Regions from separate parts of the Mus musculus genome. Here region 1 is linked to region 2. Evidence: chromatin loops called from intact Hi-C (ENCODE). Cell type or tissue: left cerebral cortex. All regions are shown on one strand. Each heading gives the region's core, and the rest is flanking DNA. Links, peaks and the distances in the headings are about the cores only.

Region 1 (8,077 bases), core at 2,422-6,421, 470 kb after region 2:
ACTTCAAATAATACAGAATAACAACAAAATCAAGTGACACTGAAAGCCAACATTTTCAACCCAGACCCCACTTCCTCCCATTACCGATGTCACTGTTAACAGTTTGCTGCACAGTCTTCTGGGTTTTCTTTATGAATAAACAGGCAAGTGTTTACTAACTTCATAGATCGAGCCTTTAAGACTATTATATGATACATGCTGTTCTAGGATCTGACTCTTAGACTCAGTGCTGAAGGCTGAGCCTTCCGTGTCTCCAAATATACGACTGTATTTAATGTTTCCTGGTAAATATTCAACATTAATTTTCAAACTTTAAAAATATGGCTTTCTCAGCCTTGTCCTATGCTACTCAGGACAACCTGACAAGGGGTGGCATCACCTAGAGTGGGTTGGGCCCTCCCACATCAATCATTAATCAAGAAAGTATCCCATAGACCTGCCTACAGTCCAGTCTGTTGGAGGCATTTGCATAGTCAAGCTTCCCTCTTCACGGATGACTTGTGCTTGTGTCAAATTGACAGAAAACTAACCAGCATGCCCACACTGTATGTATGGTTTTTACAATAATTTATTCAAGTAAAATGTATTATGTCCATGAAGGATTATATATAGTCTCTCCATTAAGTCCCTTAGGGTCCAGCTCATCTGTGTTAGATGGAACTAATATTTATTTTGACTTTTATTTAGCAATAGCTTATTTCATTTGCTGGCATATTAAAATAAATACATAGGTTAAAAGTTTCCCAAAGGAATTCTAAGGAGGGAGGCAATACTTCAATTACTGTCCAGCCTGCTGCACCTTGTATTAAAAAACTCTATAATCAACCAAGTTTTGTTTCTAAGAAAGAAAGAAAGAAAGAAAGAAAGAAAGAAAGAAAGAAAGAAAGAAAGGAAGGAAGAAAGAGAGAGAGAGAGATAAAGGTGTGTGGGAGGAGGGAGAGGAAAATAAAAGAAATGAAGAAAGATAATTCTGAGGAAAAACCATGTGAGATTATAAAACACTGTTCTGCAGTTGTTGTGTGAATAGCCCTTTGTAAGAGGGATTTTAGGTGGAAATCGGAACCAATACCATTTTCTTGCTCATTTCATTGCCCCTTGTTTTTTAATATATTGTTTTAAAAATTCCTTCTAGTGATAGAAGCAAAACAGGAACTAATAATCAACAGAGCCTGCTTAGGGCTGCTGGAGAAGCATATGTGTCTAAGAAAGCGTCTTGTAAAAGAGCCTTCTGTAATACCAGAACAAGGCCAGCTCAGTTCACAGGCAGAGCCTGCATTCTTATTTTGGGGGCTACTTACTGTTTGGAAAGTAAGATGGAGTCCCTTGCCCCAAGACTAGACCTCCAGACCAGTGTCTTCATTCTCCCTGCTCTGCATCAACCCAGAGCATCTCACCTATGTCCGCACCACGTCATCTCAGTAACAACCAATCTGAGTCCAGCTATGCCTTACTTAACTCCTGGTGTATTCCATGAAGGGGATAAGCAAGACATTATTTGCATTTCTCTATGGCAGATGGGAAACACACAGTATCCAAATTACTTGCACACTGGTGTACAACTAATTTGCCCATTGTTTTGCAACTACACATTGGTCACTAACTCCTCCTTCATACAGTTATTATGAGGGGTGATTAAAATTAAATCAACCTTGTATTGTTGATTTAACAAATTTAAATACAATTTAACAACTCCCCTCAACCTTCACTTGACTTCAGAGAAGCAGGCCACTGTCCACCACTGGAGAATGGGTGAAAAATGAATTTTAAAAATAGATTCTGGTAAATGTTACAATTGGGTTAGTCTCAGAAGCATTCTGCTAAGCTCTAAAAGGCAACAAAAATGATCATGTGTTCTAAGTTGTTTTTCTATGAAACATACAAAATAGACACATTCATACACACCAAATATGGACGATGCCCATGGAGTTAAGAACTACAGCTAACCATGACTCACAAATGCAGAGGTTCTTTGGGGGGAGATGAAAATGTCTCAGAAATAGAGAGATGACAAGGGCACAGTGAGGATACAAAAACTCACCAAAATCTTCACTCTGTGTGCTGAACATCTGTGGGGCAATGCCATACCAGCAAAGAAAGGAGTGCACAAGGCTAAAAAGGCATCTGTGTCCATATATAAGAGTTGAATACACGTAAGATCTTTATGTCACTAAGATTCGGGCTCACACATACCTGACATGGTATTGCATGAAAACAGGGTATTATTTCCAGAGATGGAACATTTCTCTGAGGACCTGGTAGTACTCGTGAAAACTAAAACATTATGGGAAATGCCTTGATAGTGAGGGCAGTGACGATGCGAGGAGCTCAGTGGACAGTAGCTCCAGGCACCAGTGTGAACATTTGCACAGGCTACTCCACGAGCCCATTAGAGCCTCAGACCCCAATCTCCATCAAAACTGCCCTACGAAGCGGGGCACAATGGGGCACCCCACCAGTCCCAGAACAGAAGAGGCAAAGAGGCAGATCTCTGTGAATTCAACGCCAAATCTACATAGTTCTGAGTTTCATGAAGCCAGGGCTACACAAGGAAAACTGGTTTCAAAACAAAGACAAAAATCCTACCTGGAAAGCTCAAAAATGCATTCTTTTCCCTGGAAGCTGCTTTTGTATGTAGTTCTTGGGATGCAACTTATTGGGACCCTACATCAGACACAGTCTCTGAAAGATGGTTGTCCTCCTTGGTGCCCGTGGTATATGTGAGGGTGGTCACATCTGTGGAAGGTACAGAATCAGGTAAGTGCAGCATGGGGTAGCTTTCTGAAGGGATGAAGTAACTAAAGTGAACCTCTCAGTGAGCAGAACTCAGCCGAGCTGGAGGGCATGACTTTCACCCTTCCCTTACATCAATCCCCAATCTGTCTGTATCATTTTGCTTTGCAAAAACCATCATCACCATCATTGACATTATCATCATCTCAAGACTGAGGGTTATAGAAGTGGAACAAATGTTAGCCCAGAGGTCATCAGAAGGTCAAAGTCCAAGGATCCCCAAAGCTGTTATCTTTGCTCGTATTCCAGCTCACCTGCTGTCATGATAAAACAAGAAAGAACAGATTTAAGGACTACTAAGGAAGAGAGTTAGCAATGTCCTTTAACCATAATGAGCATCATTGCAATGAGACCTTGGACCTGAAGAGGAAGATAGGCTTAAATCAGAATACAGCATGAACATGGCTCAGAGGCAGGGGAGCACACAGTGAAACCTCAGAGGAAAAGAGGATTCTGGACAAACCGCTCTACCAAGATTCTTGCTGCAAACATAGCAGAGTGAGCAGATGTCACCCAGGGCATGGTGAGGAATGAGCAAGAACCTGATCAGATATGAAGCAACAAACAGTGTTCAGAATACAGGTTTTGCTTAGCTGACATCAACAGATTTTGCTAAACCTGGTGTTACAGGGAAGAGCATAGACAGAACCAGCAGAAGACTCAGGAGCTTGGCCAGAGTCTTCTCAAGTGGAATCTTTGAAGACAGGCTGCCTGGACACCTACCTGGTGCCACCAGCATCTAGGATACCATGTTGCCCTACACCTCAGGGGAGTATCTTCCTTTGGCCATTTAGAGCAGACAAGATTCTGCCTTCTTTTGACCTATGCATTATTAGACTTTTAATCCCTCACAGATAAAAATCCGATCATATATACAGTGTACTGTGAGTTCACAAGCCCCTTAGCTCTGGACGCAAAGTGTGGGAGGAAGAGTTTCTTTATCTTCCATGGTTTTAAAACAGTGTTGGTATGAATTATTTTCAAGATTCTTCCAGTGCTTGATGAAGTAATTTAGTAGGGAAAGTACATTATTTCCAACAACGGTGCCAGGAAATCCAGTTATCCACGTGGAACAAATGGTGTTTACCACTAGCCTATAACATATAGTGACATTACTTTAGTGGAACCAACACCTACACATGAGCCATAGAACTGCAGTGGGCTCAGTGGATAAAGGCACTTGTCACCTGTCTGGTTGCCTGAGTTCAGTTCTCAGAATCTGCATGGTGGAATGAGAAAACAGACTTCTGCAAATGGTCCTCTGACCTACAAAGGTGCATGTGTGCTCCTCCCAAACACACACACACACACACACACTGCATTTTTTAATTGAACTATAAAACAGATAGAAGAAAACATAGAAATATTTCATGAGATGGGTTATGATGGTGATTTTCAAACACGGCAGTAATGAAAAGTAGAAACCTTATTGCATTTGGTATAAGAGGAAAACAAATGATCAGAGGGAAAAATACAGTTATCAGTCACAAGTCTAACGAACAGCTAAAATCTAGAAGGTGCAAAGGACTCCATAATGACCAAACAAAACAGCCCAGTTAAATGGCAAAGCCTCAAAGCCAGAGAGAGTTCTTCATACTAAATGTCAAGCTCTTGTCTGCAGAGAAGACACTCAGAATCATTGATCACTAGAGATGGACAAATTAGAATCACAATATGATAAGAAGTAAGGAAAAGAGCTGGGAAAAAATGTGCCTGAGGTGATTACAGATATACAGGGTGGGTGGGGCAGCATCCACCTTTAAGAACAGAAAAAAAGTACCTGGGTGTGATGGCACACGCCCTTAATCCCAGCTCTCAAGAGGCAGTGGCAGATGGATCTCTGAGTTGCAGGCCAGCCTGGTCTACAAAGCATGTTCCAGAGCAGCCAGGCCTGTTACACAGACTGTCTTAGTCAGAGTTTCTATTCCTGCACAAAACATCATGGCCAAGAAGCAAGTTGGGGAGGAAAGGGTTTATTCAGCCTACACTTCCACCTGCTGTTTAAGTCAGGACTGGAACTCACACAAGGCAGGAAATTGGAGGCAGGAGCTGATGCAGAAGGTGTGGAGAAATGCTGCTTACTGAATTGCTTCCCCTGGCTTGCTCAGCTTGCTTTCTTATAGAACCCAGGACCACCAGCCCAGGGATGGCATCACCCACACTGGGCCCTTCAACCTTGATCACTAATTGAGAAAATGCCCCACAGCTGGATCTCATGGAGGCATTTCCTCAAGGGAGGCTCCTTTCTCTATGATAACTCCAGCTTATGTCCAGTTGACACACAAAACTAGCCAGTACAAAGAGGAAAGCACATCTCAAAAAGCCGGGGGGGAGGGGAGGGAGAGAGAGAGAGAGAGAGAGAGAGAGAGAGAGAGAGAGAGAGAGAGAATGATGAATGATTTACCCAGGACCCTCACTTTTGAGTGAATATGTAAAAGAATTGAAAGCGCAACTACCATTAATTGAATGTCAGTGTTGATGGCAGTACTTTTAATAATGTTTTTATCAAGGAATAGATAAAATATGGTGTCTACAAAAAAATGAATATTGTTATTCAGCCTAAAAAATAAAAACGTTTATGGTGTGACATCTCAGCGTCATTGCGATGATATTATATGAAGGAAATATCCAGATGTACAAGAGCAAATGCAGACTGGCTCCACTCCCATGCAGCACCTAGGCATGTCTTAGTCTGTTGTGTACTGCTGTCCTAAAGCAGTGGGGGTTGGGTAACTAATATCAAGATGCCGGCATCTGAAGAGAGCCCTTCTTACCGGGTCTTCACCCGGCAGAGGACATCATCTGGACAAGAGAGCAACTAGAGGGTGAGGGCCAAAGTCTTCCATCCCACCCCACATAACAGCGTACTGGGACAGATTGGGACCAAGAAACACCACAGGGAATTCAGAGGCCACACCCATCAGCTGTGATAGCAAATTGCAATGCAGGAATGGGGAGGGTCGGGCTGGACAGGCTGTAAATCTGTGATGTGAAAGCCAGAGGCCAGGTATCAGAGTCAAGATTGCAAGATTCCACCTGTGCAGTGATGTCGCCTCAGGTAAGCTTCCCAAACCCCAGTGAGGAAGGATGAGAAGAGGGATTTGAGAAGGGGCTCCTTCCAGGGACAGAGTCTATCAGACCTCTAGGAACAAAACTGTGTGCCCCAACCCTGCCAGTGGAACCAATGGGAGAGAATGAATGGGGGGATCCAGGGAGGCCTCCCAACCACGCCGGGGTCCGGACATGTGTAATTCTGTCAGGGTCAGACAGGAAGTTGGACTCCTGCATGTGAGGCTTCGATGCTCCCCTCTTCTTGCACCCCCTCTATCGGGAAACTTCCTCTACTCTGAAAAAGCATTTGCAGGACAGTGTGAAGTGAACAGGGGTTCCAGCCCTAACCAAAAGGCTAGGTGCAGTGGATACCGCCTGGCAGAGGGAACATAGGTTCTCTCCAGTGGTGTGTCATTGTGTATATCAACCACATTCTAGCACTAGCTCCAAACCCAGGAGTCACAGAATGAACTCATTGCTATTTTTTATTGACTTTTTAATTTTGTTTTGCTTTGTTTTGACAATTTTTTTGTCTTATTAGTCTTTTGCCTGCCTGTTTTTGGGGTTTTTTGGGGAGAGGGTTCTTGTTTTGTTTCTGTTTCTTGTTCCTTTTTCTTAATAGAGGAAGCCAAAGAAAACAGACCTGGGTATGTAAGAGGTGGGAGGGGTCTGGGGCAAATTCTGGGTTTGTGCGTTTGTTGTTGCTGCTGTGGTGGTTGTTTTCTTCTGAGACCAAAGGCTTTTTAATTACATCTTTTATTCTTTGAGATTGTAATATATTTACATCATTTGAAGTTTCCCTTTCCTCCCTCCAAGCCTTCCTATATAGACCCTTTCTTGGACCCTTTCAAATTCATGTTTGTTTGTTTTTTCATTCTCGTTACATACGTATGTGTGTGTATATGTATGTATGATATATATATATGTATATATATATGTGTGTATATATATATATATATATATATATATATATATATATATATATATATATAGTGTGTGTGTGTGTGTGTATGTGTATAAATATATACACCCTGCTTAGTCTGTATACATGTATGTATCTTTTCAGGACTTATCGTTTGGTGTTAGATAACCAATTGGTGTGCTCTTCCTTGGGAACAACTATTTCTTCAATGTTCCACATTCTTTAGTTGCTTGTAGTTCTTGTGTAGGGTTGAGGCTTCATGGGCTGTTGCTGCTATGCCTTAGTAGCCTTGATTTCTTGGCTAGATACGAGAGAATGATTAGTAGTGTTGATCTAATCAGACCCTCATTGCTCTTTCCTCTACAGATCCTTAAGACATGAGTCCTGTTCTCAGCTTGGTTGTCATTGGCTTGGAGGTAGCCTCAGCTGCTCCAGTGTTTGATTCCAGTTTTGATGCTTAGTGGCACAAGGAGAAGATGAGACACGGAAGAACATACAGTCCAGCTGGTCACATGGAAACTGTCCAGCAGTACCCCAGTGAGAATATTCTTGCTGTGGGGAGACCATAACCACAGTGTAGGTTTTAAGAGACAGATTTCCCCAAGACATAGCCTAATCGAGCATAGTGTACACAAAAATCCCTATTGCCTGTCACCTCCAGAATGGCTTCCAGAAATGTACAGCCATCCCCAGCCACGAGTCCCCTTCATTCATGGCTTCAGGACCACTTGGTGAGCTTAGATTGGGTTTTTCAGGGGAAATACACCCTGCTGGTTCTATGCTTCTAGAGTGAAGAACAGAGGAGAGCCGTGTGGAAAATGATTCAATTAAATGATGGAGAACACTCCAAAGAGAAGCATAGCTTCACCGTGGAGGTGAACACCTCTAGAGACATGGTAGTGAGACATGGACACCTCAATACTGCCTTTCTCCTCAGCTTTTTTCTTTTTTAAAAAGATTTATTTATTTTATGTAAGTACACTGTAGCTGTCTTCAGACACCCCAGAAGGGAGCATCAGATCTCATTACGGATGGGTGTGAGCCACCATGTGGTTGCTGGGATTTGAACTCAAGACCTTTGGAAGAGCAGTCAGTGCTTTTAACAACTGAGCCAACTCTCAGCTTTCTTAACACACACACGGGGGCGTGCACACACACACACACACACACACACACACACATGCACACGCTCCCTTAATGATTTATTTGTTCTTCCTTGAAGAACACTGAAGAATCATGACTGTTGAAGAACAGATTTCAAAACCAGAAGTACAGGCAGGGAGTATTCCGGGAATCTCTACAGGAAGAAGTTCC
Region 2 (8,077 bases), core at 67-4,066:
TAAAATATAAAACAAAAACTATCACGTCAGGGTTAGAGAAAGTAAACCAAAGGAAAAGAGGCCGAGTGAAGCCAAAAGAAACAGAGACCTATTCATTTGCATACTCAAGAGTTCCATAATGTCATTAAACTGGAGGTCAGAATATATAAGCTGAGAAGATGGTGCAGACCCATGCAGGACCTGTGTATCCTGCTTCAGTCTCTATGAGTTCATATGAGCTTTGCTTATGTTGATTTAGAGGGCCGCGTTTTCTTGGTGTCCTCCATCACTTCTGGCTTTTAACTCATTCTGCTTCCTTTTCTTTAGGGTTCCCTGAGCTCTGAGGATAGAGATTTGATAAAGACATTCCATTCAGGGTTTTGTGTTCCAAAGTCCCTCTGTGGATAATGCCTGGCTGTCAGTCTATATATTTGTTTTTATCTCTTTTAGAAGGAGCCTTCTCCAATGATAACTGAAAAAAGATACTCATTTATGAATTTAACAGAGTATCATTAGGAGTCATTGTTGTTACTACCATTTTTGAAGGACCAGTTGTGTTTGGTTTCACTTAAGTCTCTTGGCTATCTAGTTTCAGATGATTGGTTACTCAAGCAATGTTGGGTGTGGGTTCAATCTCATGGAGTGGACCTTAAGTCAAATCAGTTGTTGGTTGATTACTCCTACACGCTTTGTGCCACCACTACCATAGCATATCACTCAGGGAGTACATCATTGTACATAAAGGGGTTGTGTCTGGCTTAGTGTTTACATTTCCCTTTTGAGAGAATGCAGTGTTTGTTCCTGTACCAATGATCTTGAGCTATAGGGGAAAACGTTCTATAGATGCACCAGCTCAACTTCTCCATGTTCGGTAAGTTCTATGGCTGTTGTCTTTACCAATGGGGCCTGGCTATCTGTATGTGGAGAATACCTTACAATCTGGGCAACCATCTGGGCTTCTTGGGGATTCCTGTGGGACTCCTTTTTCAACAAGTCAATTAGGTGGAATCTTATCCTACTACTCAAAGCTTTGTTTGGTGATAAAAGTTAACCATTAGGAGGCAGAGGCAGGCAGATTTCTGAGTTCGAGGCCAGCCTGGTCTACAAAATGAATTCCAGGACAGCCAGGGCTATACAGAGAGACCCTGTCTCGAAAAACAAAACAAAACAAAACAAAAAAAGTTAACCAGTTGGGTGTCTGTCTCTCCCATACTTTGGTGATTTTATTTCGATAGTCTTCATATATGTATATATTTTAGGAAATTTCTTCTGTATTAGGTAGTAGAAGAATTTCTTAAGGCTTGTTACTTGAGTCAGGAAGATAGGAATTTCTTTTTTTTTTAAGGAATGTTGCTAAAGATATATTTATTTATTTATTCACCTTAAGTTCTTAAGTAAAACAGTATAATATAAATTAAGTTAGAAAAGAACGTATATTCCAAAATACTAACTGTGATCACTTGGGGGCAATATAAAAATACACAGAATATTGTTATCAGAAAGTTTCCTAAGCCTAGGAGCTTGTGTGGAATCGGTCCCTGAGCCCCCGTGCTGTGCTCACCTGCTTTCTTTGGCTCCCCCCAACACCCCAGCCACACACCCCTATTAATCCTGCCCAGGTAGTCAATCCAGAGGCAATCCAGATGTAGTCAATTTTTGGTGGCATTCACAGGGGCCCAGCAGTATCGGGGTGGCAGCCCCGAGGCCAGCCCAAGAACCTCCCTTTGCTGCACACAGAGCTCCTGCAGACTCTCACTGGCCCCACAGGTCAGCTGATCCGGGTCCTCTCTCTCATTAAAGAGAAGCAAGTACAGAAAACTCTCCCAGCTTTGTTGGTCAAGAGGAACAGGCTCACAACATTGGCCTAAATGTCATTGTTGGGCCACAAGAAATAGAAACTTCAGGACCCTTAGAACATTTTATTACCAGTTAACAAGATTTCCTGTTTTATTTTTTATTTATTTATTTTTTATGTGTCCCTCTAAAAGCCATAGACTTTGGGGGCATGATTGGAGCTATATGGCTTCTAGGAGGAAAAAAAAAAAAAGAAGATAATGTAGTCAAGAACAGTAAAGTCCAGTCTCTGCCACCAGGTGGCGACATAGACCAGTCCGGAAGAAGCAGTGGCAGTAGGCAGAAGTAGCTTCTGTGTCTGCCGCGCTTCCTATCTCCTGGCTCCACAGAGTCAATGAGCTGGCCCAGAGGCGATGAGATGGGGCAGGAGAGCTGAATGAAGGAAGAGCCAAACACTTTCCTTCTTCTTCTTCTCCTCTTTTAATATCTACGATTTAAAGATCCCAGAAGCAACTAACCACACTAACAACAGTCTGCATGCTGGCTGGACCCTTCTGGAGCTGTTGAGAGCGCGTGCCACCTGCCCAGCTAAGGGGTCCATCCTGGGAGGACTGGGGCGCTAGGGAGGAGGTTTTCCCTTGAGCAAATATGAGGGTTATTTCTTGTGGAGAAACTTCCCTTGAGGAATTTATTGACTCCGCTGTGCTCTCCGCTGGGCAGGGTTTCCAGGTACTCCTGGGCTCGGACTTCTTGAGCAGAGGAAATTTTTAAATAACTGTATGTCAGGATTCAGGTCTGAGTATTTCTCACTAGATGGCGCAATTTTGTAAGAGAAAGACAAATTTAACATGTTTTCTAACATTTGTAGATCTTTCCATTTAATCTTCTTTATATTCATTTCAATACTCATGGAGGTCAGGAAAGTAGTATGAGGCAGTTTGTGTGTGTGTGTGTGTGTGTGTGTGTGTGTGTGTGTGTGTGTGTGTTGGAGGGGTCTTTGAAGAGAGGAAATCGAATACAGTAAACATTAGAGGGAAATGGTTGGACAGAGAAGGTTTAAATTGTGATTAGATATTGGAGGGCAAGGTAGAGGATACAGGGATTTATAAACACCAAAGACATTCTGAAACATTCATATGGAACCCTATCTATTACTGTACAAACTTCCTAAAAGTTTACACACACACACACACGCAATATTTCTGAAGGAACAATGTACTGAGTCACGAAGTATGGGCATATCAAGCTAGTACTGACCTGGAACCTTCCTTCTCCTGGCTACCTTTCACAGTGCGGAAAGGAGCTAGTCACACAACTGGAGGTCAAAAGTAGTAGTCACGACTCTTACCAAGCTTTGAAGTGTGTAAGACACAATGCATTTTGTCCTGAGATGACAACACCACTGGTTCAATAGTGTCAAGAACATCACTGAAATTACCAAACCAACTCATGATTGAATTTAAGCCCTACTTCACAAGATGAATATCATGTCAGCACCATTGTTGGGCAAAGAATCTATAGCTATAAAGGTCATAGACTCAAGAAAGAACTTGCTACTATTATTCTACCAAGTGAGAACACTATAAAACCAATTCCTACAAAATTTTTACACCCATAGATCAACCTATCTCTCAATCCTCATCAGAGTTCTTATATTTGCAGTGGATTTTATTAAACAGAAACCAAAACCTTGTTAAGGTAGAGAGAATAAGAGGTGGAGAATGTTCAGAGCCAAGTGGAACATCTATATCACATTCACTTTTCTCAAGGCTCATGGTCAATTCCTTTTTTATTCACAGGTCTTTCCCTCCAAGATTCCTATCAATGGTGGGGGACACTGCTGCTCAAATCTGAGAGGTCATGCTGCATTTTTAGCTATTAGTTGATCTCTCAGGTCATAGAAGAACTGTACAGAATGGCAGAATTTCTGAGTACTTCCTTTCTTGCTTTCAGAGATGCTCTATGTTGTAGTAAAGAATCAATTCCTGGAAGATTTTAATCACCCTCTGGGAATATTCAAGTCAGGCACAGGTCTAGAGAAACAAAACAACTATTTTTTAGGCACCTGAAACTCTAGCTTGCTCCAAATCCTCAAGATTCAAGCTATTTTAAAACCCAGAGGTAGCTTGGTTTCTCAGATCAAAGTAACATCAAACACACAAAAGAGATATGTAAAAAGTTGCCTTTCCTTACTTAATGTCCAGGCCATATGACTACTGTTCAATGGAATCTCCTTCTTGACAACTGAGTGGTCCCTTTACATGTTCTCCCACACTCTGCAACCAATAGGCATAGTTATCCAAGTGGCTGCACAAACACTCTCACTTATAACTTCTAGAAGAGCTACTAAAGTCCATTGAAACAGGGTAATAGTTGTGCCATTCACATGGGTAGCTCCATGCCACTTGTAGTGGTGTGAATGAATGTGCCTGTAAGCTTGGGCATTTGAATACTTGGTGCCCAGGTGTTGGCTGTTGTGGGCAATAAGGAATTGTGGCCATGCTGGAGGAAGGCTGTTTCTTGAAGTGTTTTAAATTTTCAAAAGATTTACTTGTGATGGGCTTTCTCTATTTCTGGTTTATGATTTGAGATTTGAGCTCTCAGGGTTGCCCCAATTCCTGCTTCTTCTGTTCCTCCACGAGGAACTTTAACTCTCTAGGTGTGTAAGGCAAAACAAACTCTTCTTTTTATAAGTTGCCTTTGTCATGGCATATTTTCACTGAAATAAAAGAAAATCAATACACCACCATAAATGGCAATGACCTTATACCCTAGCCATGGTTTATATGAAGACCCTAGAATTATTTGTATTGTGGTAAAGAAAACATTATTTTTTATCTCTAAATAGATATTACTACAATATTTATTGTAACTAAGAGATTTTTAGCCTTTTGAAATTTAATCATTATGGGAAAAATCAGAAAAAATAAACAAATTTATAAATCAACATTTATATTAATTTAAATATTATAATCACAGACTGACAAGAAAGATAAAGCACTTGTTTTTTTTTAAGTTGCTGAAATAATTATTTTAAGCATAAATTAAATTAAAATCAAGTAAGGCCATACATAAAGAAAATCTGTGTGAGTCACATTGTATTCATTGTGATGATAGTCACCTACTAATCAGCCCAGAAACTCAGAGTACCTGTTATGTCCAAAGAGGACAAGCGTTGGCTAGTTTGGGTAGGAGATTTCTGTTGAGGAGCCCCCTCATGCTCTAAATATAAGGCTGAAGGGAAATGTGATTGATAATGCTTGCATATACACAAATTTTACATAAAGGCAATATTCATTGATTAACATGACTTCTTAGAACAGGGTAAGGCTAACCATATGTATTTTCTATACAGACTAAAGTCTTTACCATTCCCATAGGTTTGAGGCATTGGGGAGCTTTACATGACCATATCTGTATCAACAGTGCAAATTCACTTGGGAGTTCTTGCACTCTCAAAAGTATTAGTCAGTTTATTCTGATAAGTGTGACTTGAATAGGCTCATAACAACAAGTAGTAGTTCTGTTTCTTAATTGTATGAAGGTTTATATGCTGTCATGTACTAAGTACAGTGCCAGGCTTATGGGTGTGCTCTGATATTTACTAGCAGGACACCTGAGAATGATGCTATCAGATGAGCACAGAGCAAAGAGAAATCATTTTCCTGAAAAGACTCAGGTTAAAAAAAAGTCAATTTAGAACTTCTTGCTCAAACTTGGGATGATTTTCAACAAGATAAAGTTCAATAAGAATTTTCCCTTTATCAGTTCTAGTCAACATTTCACCTGAAACCCATTATGGTTTCTCAAAATGCAGACATAGAGGATATTTCGATACTGTAGGCTTATTTTGGGGTGATACACAAGGGATTTTCCCTTTGTTACAGGTCCTGGTAAATCTGACTAAAATGCCCCTATTTGGCAATGAAAAAATTTTAAAAATGTAAATTTGAATTCTAAATATAAGGATGTACCAGTAAGTCTTTAGTAGAAGAGCATAAAACCCAGTGATAGGACCCAAGTGAGAATCAGGAGGAGGTAAATGGGAAGAATAGAAAACAGTAAGTAGAGAAAGAAGGTGAATGTATGGACTTTTACCTTGTAAAGCACATGCTCTACAAGACTAGGTTCCAAAGCATTTTCATTGAGCTGGCTATAAAAGAAAAGTGGCTCCTGACATTCTAGCCTTCATAAGATATCAGTAAAATGAATATTCCTTGCCAAAAATCACTATTCAATCTATAAACTAGGTTTCTTCTACTTCTATCTTGGAATTAGGGACAAAGCACAACAAATAAACAATATAAGGTTGGTTATCTCTTAATTAATTTGAATTCACATAGTGATTGGGTATTTAATTCTACAGTACTGCTTCCTGTAAATACTTTAATAAAGTTTCTCAATTCTTTAATATAAGTTTTTCTTGTTTGAAATCTAGAACTTTGAAATACTAGGAAGAAAGATGGCTTCCATTATTCTCTCCATGTCTGAGACACAGCCAGGCTCTACTACCTACAATACCATTGAGAATTCAATCCAGGAAGTTCAGAAGGAAGGGAAGAGAAACTTCAATGTATAAGGCAAAGTTTTTGGAATCTCTGAGTCTAGATCCAGCTTAGCACAACTCTGAAAAGAACAGGTAGACCATCAAGCTATATTAACACCCTAACCTTTCAAAGACACTCATGAATAGAACTGAGGTCCTTGAGTGTGAAATAAAGACAGGAACTCTTTCATCACCTTCATCACTAGAAGTTCTTCATAGTAAATCTCATATGTCTAAATGTAGTTAAACAGAAAATCAAGCTCACACTTTAGTCTGAATGGATTTGTTGATCCCTAGATTCTACTCTGTTTTATTTTGCTCACACTCCAGACTACAGACCATTATTCAATCTCTAATATATATCACTAAGACCCTCCTTTGGCACAATATGTGAGTTTGGGGGGCAAAATATATGGAATACAGTCAGATACTTGAGTGGTTTCGCACAGGCATTTATAATGAACTCTAGCTTCGAAAGATCTATAGATGGAATTCCACCATTCTGTGTCCCAGTGGCAAATGATTCAGAAGCTTGGGTCAGGTTCTCTTTGAGCACTAAGAGATACAATCAGCAGGAAAGAGCTAGTCGATGGGAATAGAAGCCTTGGGCCAAAACAGTCCACCTTTCCTGCGTCACTACTACATACCTGCACTCTGAAATACATGAAGACCTGTATCCTCTTTCTCTGTCATGTCTCTACCTTCATTAAACTCTTTTACTTCTATAACTTCCTTATTGAAATAACATTTGACTGGTTTAAAAAGAAAGAAAAAAATTACAAAACAGAAATATACCCTCAATATAATATTTGTTTATGAATAAGACACAAGGAACATCCAACAATTCTAAAACCATATGCTGCCCTCATGGACACCAGAAGCCTTGGATGCTTCACTGCTGCTAAATCCCTCACACATGTGTACCTTTCTGTTTTAAGGACAAAAAGGCTATATATTGGCACCAAAGCTGAGGAACAAACCTGACCCGCTCTTATAGTGGACTGTAGAGTGCTAGGCTGTAGGGAGCTAGGCAATTTGTATGTCCACTTAAGATTTGTCTTTCAAACATATTTCATTCATTCACAAAAACATTTCTTATGATTCCACACTAATATAAATGTTATGAAGAAGCCAGGTGGTGGTGGTGCACGCCTTTAATCCCAGCACTTGAGAGGCAGTGGCAGGCAGATTTCTGAGTTCAAGGCCAGCCTGGTCTACAAAGTGAGTTCCTGGACAGCCAGGGCTATACAGAGAAACCCTGTCTCAGGGAAAAAACAAAAAACAAAAACAAAACAAAACAAAGAAAAAAAAACAAACCAAAAAATGTTATGGAGAAATATCAACTAGTAGAGAAGTTCTATTGTGCAGAAATATTGCTGTAGTGTTCCATTGGAAATTTTTCTCCAGCAATGGTCATTTGGAAACTTGCAGGCTTGACCAATTCTTTTTATGAAGTACTTCATTTGTGGCAGATTGTCAGAATGGTAGTAATGGAGGTCTAGGAGCTGCTTGTGACATTAGGCCTATAGATTTGACTGGCAAGTTGCCCTATCTTGTCCCACTAACAGTGCTGTAAGTCTAATTGTCGCTCAGGATGGGGCAGTGAAGAGAGTCTTAAGTCCTCTTGCAGACAGATATCAACACAGAAGCTACAATGTTCATATCTTGTGGATATGGCAATATGATCCTAGAAACCCTTCCTATAGTTTCAATAGTTCTTACCATTTAAGTAGGCATTAACTTTGCACTATCAGAACT

What was found. Peaks named below come from ENCODE experiments on the same cell type or tissue, not always from the same donor. Only the 100,000 strongest peaks of a DNase experiment are listed, where the experiment ranks them.
Region 1: it touches region 2 in a loop (9-fold over the local background); 5 of 42 quality-filtered maps call a loop at or near these places.

Annotation. Positions count from the first base shown.
Region 1 is chr13:60,773,074-60,781,150 of GRCm38, reverse strand. No RefSeq gene overlaps it. Among named protein-coding and RNA genes, the nearest start is that of BC051665, 9.3 kb to the left of the region's middle. In left cerebral cortex, for the core only: no CTCF peak of the experiment used is centred there; a DNase peak (open chromatin) is centred at 4,743.
Region 2 is chr13:61,235,760-61,243,836 of GRCm38, reverse strand. No RefSeq gene overlaps it. Among named protein-coding and RNA genes, the nearest start is that of Cts8, 16 kb to the left of the region's middle. In left cerebral cortex, for the core only: a CTCF peak has its summit at 2,074 (motif pointing right); a DNase peak (open chromatin) is centred at 2,084.